Linked DNA regions of Mus musculus: region 1 is linked to region 2. A link is a contact called in ENCODE Hi-C or POLR2A ChIA-PET data. All regions are on one chromosome and are shown on one strand. The core of a region is the stretch at or near the end of the contact, and the rest is flanking DNA. Distances in the headings are between cores, read along the strand shown. Region 1 holds the start of Twsg1 (twisted gastrulation BMP signaling modulator 1). Region 2 has its middle 6.6 kb from the start of Gm35550.

Evidence for each region. Hi-C counts contacts between places; a loop is a spot of excess contacts on that map. ChIA-PET counts read pairs that join two places held with the same protein, here RNA polymerase II (POLR2A).
Region 1: a loop to region 2 is called in a map of left cerebral cortex, with 8 times the contacts of the local background. The contact joins the promoter of Twsg1 here to the enhancer-like site in region 2. A Hi-C loop is called at or near these places in 4 of 37 maps with a recorded cell type or tissue (gastrocnemius, heart and left cerebral cortex). POLR2A ChIA-PET finds 5 or more read pairs at or near these places in 2 of 5 experiments (Patski and embryonic stem cell).

Annotation. Positions count from the first base shown.
Region 1 is chr17:65,949,404-65,954,019 of GRCm38, forward strand. It overlaps Twsg1 (twisted gastrulation BMP signaling modulator 1), which reads right to left and starts at 1,784. Exons shown (of 5, transcript NM_023053.3): 1 at 1,664-1,784.
Region 2 is chr17:65,904,070-65,908,708 of GRCm38, forward strand. No RefSeq gene overlaps it. Among named protein-coding and RNA genes, the nearest start is that of Gm35550, 6.6 kb to the right of the region's middle. Within about 2 kb of position 2,947, at least 1 of the 3 ENCODE cell types and tissues checked has a DNase peak (open chromatin) inside an H3K27ac peak, as active enhancers do; it is heart, where a contact is called at or near this core.

The DNA of each region.
Region 1 (4,616 bases), core at 534-3,033, 44 kb after region 2:
TCGGGGGGAGGGGCGCTGAACCCTATGACTTCCTGGGGCACCTGAACACGGAACACACGCTCACACACACATAATTAAAAACAATAAAAATACATCTTTAAAGCTATTACTTCTGCGTTACGTTAAAGCACCCTGTAGGTGCTCACACGTGCAGCTGGAGATGAAATCCAGGGCCTCGCGTGTGTGAGGCAAGGTTTCTACCATGAACTACACCTTCAGCTCCAATGTTCAAAATCTGAGCATCAAAGCAAAACTGTGAAGGAAAATTATTCTGGTGATTATCTCACTTTGTTGGTAAAGGACTTGGGGGAGAGGCGCAGGAACCACAACCATTCTTAACTGCATTAAGAATTGTAGGTAAATGGGAAGATATTCTGTTAGTACGGTAGATTCTTCTGTTCTTAAGAAGTATCACAGTACAGAAAGAAAACAGAGGGGCACCAGCACAAATTCTCACAGGGGTTATAAGTGGGGGCTGGCAAGATAGCTAGGTGGCTAACAACACTTGCCTGACATGCCTGAAAGCCTAAGTTCTACTTGGGAGGCAGAGGTTGGCGGATTTCTGAGTTCGAGGCCAGCCTGGTCTACAGAGTGAGTTCCAGGACATCCAGGGCTACACAGAGAAACCCTGCCTCGAAAAACCAGGAAAAAAAAAAAAAAAAAAAAGGAAGAGAATTGCCTCCCTCCAAAGTTGTCCTTTGGCATACACACCATGGCGCAGGTGCACAGGTATGCTTGTGTGCGCATAAACACGCTCGCGCACCCACTAAAATTTTAAAGATATAATTTCTTAAGGCTAAAACACAAATTCCCAACAAAATCAATTAAATAATAGCTGGGCCTGATGAGACACGCCTGTGATCCCAGCATTTGGCAAGCAAGGCAGGAGGATAATGAACTGCAGGCCAGCTTTACTTCCAAGTTAGATAAATTAACGATAAAAATAAGGGGCTAGAGAGATGGCTCAATGTCTTAAGAGCACTTGCTACTCTTGTAGAGGACCCGAGTTCGGTTCCCAGCACCCACACTGGCAGGGCACAAGGGTCAGCAAGCCCAGCTCTGGGGCATCCAATGCCCTCTTCTGGCCCCTATAGCAGTGCCAAGACGAAAAGTGTGCATACGCATACAGACGCATGCATTTTATTTTAAAGGAGTCAAAATAAATCCCCTCAAAACAATAAAATACAATTTTGATGTAGGGCCGGTTAGAAAGTGGACCCTGCTGGTTACAAAACTAGGAGATGGCGCTACACCACAGGCTCTGCATGGGGTATGACTCCGTTCTGAAACAGAAAGTCCAGAGCTCCTGCCCGCCGGCGGGGAACCGTTAGTAATCCCATTTTCTCGCCCGCTCCCTGCGGACCCAGCCGGCTCCCTGGGCATCCTGCCCACAGCCGGTGCGGCCCCGTCGCCGCTGCCGGCCGCGGGGACCCACAGACACCCCCGGCTGCCCCGAGCGTCTTCCCGCCGTCCTCCGGGAATCCAGGTGACCGCGGGGGAGGAGCGCGACACCCCACACCAGCGCCCGGACCCGAGGTTCCGAAGGCGGTGGCACCGCGGCCCTTTGTCCCCGCCGTTCGGGCCTCTCGGCGCCCGCATCCCCGCCGAGCGCCGCGGCCTGGCTTCCTAGATGCCGCCCGCCCGCGCGCCCGAGCTCGCTCACCGTGGCCCCGGCCTCCTCCCGGCCGCCGAGCCTCCAAGCAGCTCCCGCGAACCCCGGCGCCGCGGACACACAGGCCCGCGCTGTCCCCGGCCGCTCCCAGGCCCGCGCCGGGCTGCAGGCCACGCCCCCTGGAGCCCGGGCTGGGCACGCCCTCGGCCACGCCCCCAGGTGTGTGCGCTCCGGCCTCTCGCGGAGCCGGGCCCCGCCCATCAGCCGTCTGGTCTGCTGCCACCTGTTGGGCGGCTTACCTCTGCTGCCAGCCGCTGTGCCCTGCGGTTCGGTTCAGCAGCTCTGCCACAAAGCTGATTTGTCCTCCTTACTGGATATAAGAATGAGGCACAGGGCAGATGAATAGAACAGGACTGATACTTGACGTGCGAGGCAAGGTTCATTTTAAATACGTGTTTAAGCACCTAGGGATCACTGGATACGGATCTGTCCCACACTTCAGTCACTAATTCATAAAAATGTTAAGCCTGGCACTGCCAAAAAGGAGAGAAGGCAGCAGTGAATCCTGCTCAGGAATGTCACTAGGTATGGGAGGGAGACCAACTGGAAGAAGCCTCAGTTGGAACGGAGGTCAGGTCAGTATTGGCTTGACCAGTCATTGAGTCTTGAACTTTAGGAAGATGGGGCTTATCCCACCAGTAGCCCACAAATAAAGTACATTTAGGTCTTTACCATAACCATTGCTTTTCCAGCAATATTCCACAGCCATTGAGTTGGAGCCCACATGGCCAGTTCACTTTGGGAGCAATGGCCTAGTGTCAAACCCTTTCTTAACCTAGGAAGTGTCTTAAACTCTCCTTGGTTTACTGGGAGGCAGCAGCCTAGAAAAAATTGGCTGAGATGGATAGTAATAAATTACTAGCTAATGTGGGTCATAGTGCTGGTATTAATACATTTTGTAAAGTAAGCATAGGTTTTCTTTAAAAATCGGGGGCTGAGTAGATGGATCAGTTAGTAAAAGACCAGGGTTCAGATTCATATGCCCATATGTTCATATGTCAGGCACAGGGGTTGATATATGAAACCCAGCCCTAGAAGGAGGTAGACATAGGAGGATTTCTGGGTTCACTAAAGCTCCAGGTGCCATGAGAAACCCTGTTTAGGAAAATCAAAAGTAAGAAAGCCACCCAAGGTGGTGGTTCAGCTCATAAGGACATCTGTCACCAAACCTGATGACCTTATATTTAGCTGCCACCAAGCCTTATAGTCAAGCCTCAAGATCCACAAGGTGGAAGTAGAGAGCCAATTCTTGCAAGTCATCTTCTGATCTCCACATGTGTGCCACAGAAGGAGTGCAAACACACACACACACACATGCAAGTACACACATACACACACACGCACATATATACACGTGTGTGCACACACATGTGCACAAGTGCACATACACACGCTTGGGTGCGCGTGCATATACATACATACATGTGTACACACTATTTTAAATATAGGATGACATAAGAGTATGTTATACACCAGCCATGCACATATGCACACACTAATAGGTGCATATACATCCCACACATTAAATGAAGCTCCCCTGAAAACTACCCTAAGAAAACAAGGGTCTACACCTATTAAATTTTACGGATCTTATTCTCAGCATTATTTATGAGTTACAGAGATTACGATCCACTACATCAGTGGGCTAGTCCAACCATTTAAAATGCTATTGTAGATCACTGACTCCCAAACCTCTTGTTCACAGGATTCTATACTGTTGAAAACATGGAGTGTTTCAAAGAGGTTATGTGTATCGTTTCAATATTTGAAATTAAATTTTTTTAGTTAAAATTGCTCATTATTTCATTAAACCCAGTACATAGTTACATAGATAACATTTATTTTAATAAGTGCATTTAAAAAAATAAAACTGTGATGGATTAAACACTATCCCCGTAGGCTTGTGTGTTTGAACATATCCCCAGTCAGTGGCACTGTTTGTAAAGACTGAGGGGTGGGAGATACTCCACTGGGGGCTGACTTTGAAGTTTGATAAACTGGACCCCGTTCTCTGTCTGCTTCCCATGTAGGGAACTATGTGATTTGTCAGCTTACCCACCCTGAAGGGACGCCAAGGGACTTGGGTTTCAGGAGCCCTGGATCAAACACTCCTCGTCATCCTGGAGCTCCATCCATGCTGGTGGCTCTGTAAGGAGCCCCTATTTGTGCCCAATACCCACCGCAGTGGGCTGGACCATGTGGCTTGTAAGGATGCTCAGCCACTGTTGATGCGAACTCTGTTTTGTTTCTCTCTCGTTTCCTCCCTGTCCTGTGAGGTCTCCTGAGTCTTTCTACTCCATGTTGGATCCTCAGAACAACAGGCTGGACGGACGGACGGACATACTGCGACAAAGGACTAATGCTGCGCCTAAACAAGGGAGATTTCTGTGACGCCAACAACGCCCTGCGTGATGGACCCTGAAATGATGGCCCAAGGTCACACGAATGAGAACACATCCAGATCAAAGAGAGCATCAGGACCCACCAGGGAAACTTGGGCTCTGCCTCTTTTCCCTGTACAACCCGGAGACTCTTGAGAACACTCTGAAACAGTGTTTAGATCATCAGGCCTCTGCATTTGCCAGTGTGATCATGCCCTTTATGATAATGATGATGATGATAATAATAAGTAATAGTAATAACAATGCTCTTTTCTTGACTTTACCACCAGCTTCTTTTTCGTTAGTTTTCTGGGATGGAGGTGGGGATGGGGCCCTGAGCCTAGTCCACAAGGACTCTTGGGAACTGGGGCTTTTGACCCAATTCTGATTGGTTCTAACCTCATTGCTAGCCATAGGAGGCCAGGTGAGGGGTCCCAGCATGAACAAAAACCCAGTGAAAATGGGAACACCTCTTTGCCAGCTTCTGGTTAAGACATTACAAACTCATTTTTTTTTCTTTCTTGAGTGGATCAAATCAGCTGAGTTTACAGATTTTGAGTCAG
Region 2 (4,639 bases), core at 1,697-4,196:
TCTCACAGATGGTAAAGCAAGTGGGTGACTCTTGAGAGAGAGCCTGAGCCCACTTTTGAAAATGGCAGTGTTGAAACAAATTCTTACCGAGTTGTTCAGGCTGGCCTCAGAGTCCCAAGTCGCATGTAGAGCCATCACACCGGGACCCAGCTTTGTAAAGGCTAAAGTGCATTCTGCTGCCTGTACACGCCATGTTTCACTAATCCATCTGTCAATCACATTTCCTCTATCATACCTCATGCTGCTGCCTGCTTGGGAGTGCAAGTTCAGAGGCAGGCACGGTGGCACACACTACAATCCCACAACTTCAAGGTCATCCTTGAGCACACAGCAAATGCAAGGACAGTCTTCAGCACATGAGACCCTGTCTCAGAAGAGCAAGCAAGCAAACAAAAGATCTGTGTGAGTCTTTAATTTCAATTTATTAGCTATCAGAAGTGCAATTCCTGAGCCATATGCTAATTCTGTGTTATATATTTATTTTAAAGAATCCGTCTGTGATAGATGGTTGGACTCCCTACAGCCCACAGGATGCAGGTACTCACTTATGATTTAGCTTTGCCTTTATATCCCCAGTCCTGGTTGGTATAAAGTGTACATATCTCCCTGTGGTTTTGACTTGCATTTTCAGGACAGTTAGTGAGGTTTAATATATTTTCATGTGCTTATTGGCTACTGGCCTTTTTCTTTTTTCTTTTTCTCTTTTAAGAGAGATCGGTGGTGCTCACCTTTAATGCCAGCACTCAGGAGGCAGAGGTGGCTGGATCCTTGTGAGTTCCAGGTTAGCCTGGTCTACATAATGAGCTACGGAAGTACAGATGAGCAGCACACTTAATTTGTTTGTTTGTTTGTTTGTTTGTTTGTTTTCCAAGACATGGTTTCTCTGGATAGCGCTGGCTGTCCTGGAACTCACTTTGTAGACCAGGCTGGCCTCGAACTCAGAAATCTGCCTGCCTCTGCCTCCCGAGTGCTGGGATTACACCACGTCAGCGAGCAGCACACTTGAAATGATACTTCCTGCCCCTTCCATGCAAATCAATCCCTACGGATTTGGTCCCAGAAATTTCTTTCTTGGCACCACATAGAAAAGAGCTGAGCTGGATGGAGTGGACATTCTATACATTTTAAGTTTTTCTTTAAGTCCATATAAGTAAAAGACATAAAGGGGAGCGGAAGAGATCTGGTGGATTCACTGACTGGGGGCGGGGCATCGGGCCTTACACTCTAGCTCCCGCTGGCCTCTGTAGCCCAGATTGGCCCGGAATCCCTGGCAATACTCCCATGACTGGAAATCCCCGGGTGTATTGGGATTGCAGGAGGAGCTGCCATGCCCAGCAGAGGAACGGGACTTAACATGATTTCAAACGCCTTTGAAGGTTTGATGGGCATGCGCCATGTGAGCTTAAACTGCCGCGCAAGCCTTTTCAACGGGATGGAATCCGGGGCTTTCCCACGGCATCTCACACTATCCTTTCACGGAGATTAGAGGTTGCTCCCTGGGGCAGGAAAGGGGCTTCCAGAGGCAGATACTCACAAGTCACTGCTGCCTTCTAGTCTCCTCTGGCTGTCTGCTTGGTCCCTGGACCTGTCCCTAAACCAACCAGTTACACAGCCTTCTAATTGTGGAGATACGGCGTGCATCTGGAAGATCAAACCAGATCTACATGTACACGAATGGAAAACGGTAACATCAAGGAAAACTGCACGTCACAGTGAAATAGATTCAGTGTACTTTCCATTTTGAGGGAGGGGATGAGACGGGATCTTGCTCCAAAGACCCTGGCTGGTCTCCAATAGACAGTCTCTCCCCAGCAGTTGAAGCTCAGGCCATATGGGTGTGCACCACCACTGATACATTTATGTCTTGTAAGATTGTACTTGTGTGTACATCGCTTAAAAGTGAATAACTAGACTCTCATCTTTAGAATACACAAAATGAGCCCTCCACACATACATTGTGCATGTGTGGTTTTGGCTGGGGAGCAAACCCAAGGCCTCACTCATGTCTGTTTGGCAACTGTCTAATCAGCCTCCCTTTTGTAATTTGAAAGAAATCTCTCTGGGATTTCAGGGGCAGGTTCTGATGCCCAAGAGTGAGTCTTCAAAGGGCTCTCACCTCCCTCTGCCTGAGCGAGGCTGGGTGGAGCTCGGGCATGTCTCCCCTGTGCCCTTTCTTTCCTGGAGTGTAGACTGAGGAGGCAGGTCCCGCCTTTCTTACTTCTGTCATCCCTTCTATTCCCTGGCCTCCCAAGGTAGCCCCGGGTGGAAAAAGGCAATAGAGTACTTTAAGGAGAGAGACTCAAGTAAACTGAAAGCCCAGATCATCTAAACTTCAAAAGATGGATCCTAAAGCCAGAGACTGTTTCTTGGGAGAGAGCCCTCAGTGGGTGCCTGATCTTCGTTAGGTTCAGGCGAGCCTTTCAGTGGCTACTCCTTGTCAGCCTGTCTCCCCTAGCACTTCCTGCTACCTCACAGAGCGGAGCAAGCATTTCCCTCTCTCCCGGGAGAGCTCACAGGACCCGACTGCTCTGTGAAGTTACGATTCCTTTCCATTATAGGAAAAGCATTAAAAATCTGCGGTCTTGAGCACCCAGGAAGTAAAGGAAGCAGTCTCGGGACTGAGCAGAACACAGCAGGGTACAGGTTTTATGAACCCTCCCGGGGGGGGGGGGGGGGAGGGGGGGAGGGAGGGGAGCCCAGAGCCGGTCTTGCAGTTTCTTGTATATGTACAAGAAGTATTAATTCATTTCCCCCTCTTTACACAATATAAAATAGAGGCTATTATAGTTAGCTCTGGAATGTTCCTCAAAGGCAGGGATGTCGAAGGCTTAGTGTCTGGCCTGTGGCTTTGTAGGGAGGGCGTAGAACTATTTGGAAGAGGGGCCTGGCCAGGGGAGCTTAGGTCATGGGCTGTGCCCTTGCAACTCTGGAATTCTGGTCCCTTCCACTCTTACTTCCTGGACACTGAGTGACAGGACCCCTAGCCACGAACTCCCGCCCTGGTACACTACTGGCAGCGTGGTGTGCGGTGTGATAGGGCTAAGCAGCCTGGAGGAGGCCTCTCAGACTGCCCCCCAATAAACATCATCTTCTCTAACGTTGATTGAAGGGGGGGGGTGTCTTTTGTCACGTGACAGGAAGCTGACTGACACAGACTCTCAGTCGGCTACAAGCTCCAGACATATGCATGAAGTTATTGTGTACTCCCTCCTCCTCTCCTCTATCTCCCCCCCACCCTCCCGTTCTGGGCACAGGGATAGACTCTGAAGGCTTGAGAGCTGCCAGGAACCAGGAATGCTTCAAACTTGAGCCGTTTCTGCCCCGCTAGAGCTACGCTGGCTTCTAACCACTTCAAACACACAGTGGAGTGCCCAAAGCAATGTAACCTTGCTGGCTGTAGAAGTCTGCAAAACCAGAGAAAAACTGGAGTCAGCTGGCCTCAGAGATGGAGGATCACACAAGAGGACACTCTACAACCTAAGTCTACTTTCTATAAGGTAGAATTATATTTAGATTAAAAAGAAAAAAAAACTTATAAGAGCTGGAGAGAGGGCTCAGTAGTTAAGAGCACTGGTTGTTCTTCCAGAGGACCCAGGTTTGATCCCATGACCTCCGTGGCAGCTCACAACCCTTTGTAATTCAAGTTCTAAGGGGTCCTGTGCCCTTTCCTGGCCTCTTTGGGTACCAGGCATACACATGGTATGCAGATAAACACATAGGCAAAACACCCACCCAGATAAAATAATTTTTAAAAATTCAAAGTAGCAATCAGCCAGGCATGATGGTTAGTCTGAGCACCCATGAGGCAGATGAAATGATCTCTGAGCCCAGCCAAGGCTGCACCCTAACTCAGAACAAACCAATATAATCCTATAACACAAAAGCACCTCCAATAGTGAGACTGGAGTACTAAGGGACAATCAATTTTTTTATACTTAAAGATTGTCATAATATTTTGGGAGACATTAGACTAGAGAGTTCTGTATTCCTATGTAGGTAAACCAAAACTCAACTCAATGTTAATGGTTGTCTTCTAGGCTACTGTATAACCCTTAACTAATGCCTAACTGAAGACCCAGGCTTAACCTTTTGGATTAATCTAATTAATTAACCACTAATTAACCTCTACCTAGAGAGTTTCCAGGAAAGATTCACCGAGTCACTGCTTTAAAAAGCTAAATTGTTTCCAACAACTAGTTAGATGTCTACCTTGGTTACTTTGCTGTTGCTATGGTAACATACTCTGCCAAGAACAACAGTTTATGTGGTGGATGAAGTCAAGACTGCAGGGTCTTGGAGCAGCTAGTCACATTGTGTTCACAGTCAGTAAATGGAATGATGGACCACTAGTATCAAACTTAATTTCCCCCTTGCATTCAATCCAGGATCCTGGCTTAGGGAATGGTTCCACCCACAATGGACAAGTCTTCCCACCTTGATTTACTCAACTGTATGTGAGATATGTGCAGCAAAGAAACTGCCTAAATGACTATTCTGTTAGAGAGGGAAGGCTTTTATTGTGGGCAGGACAGAGAATATTTGGAGGCATCTGGAAGAGTCCAGAGCAGAGAGAGAGCAAAAACAGGTTGGATATGGCTAGATCTACCTGCAAGAGAAGCAAAAAAGTAGGAGAGAATAG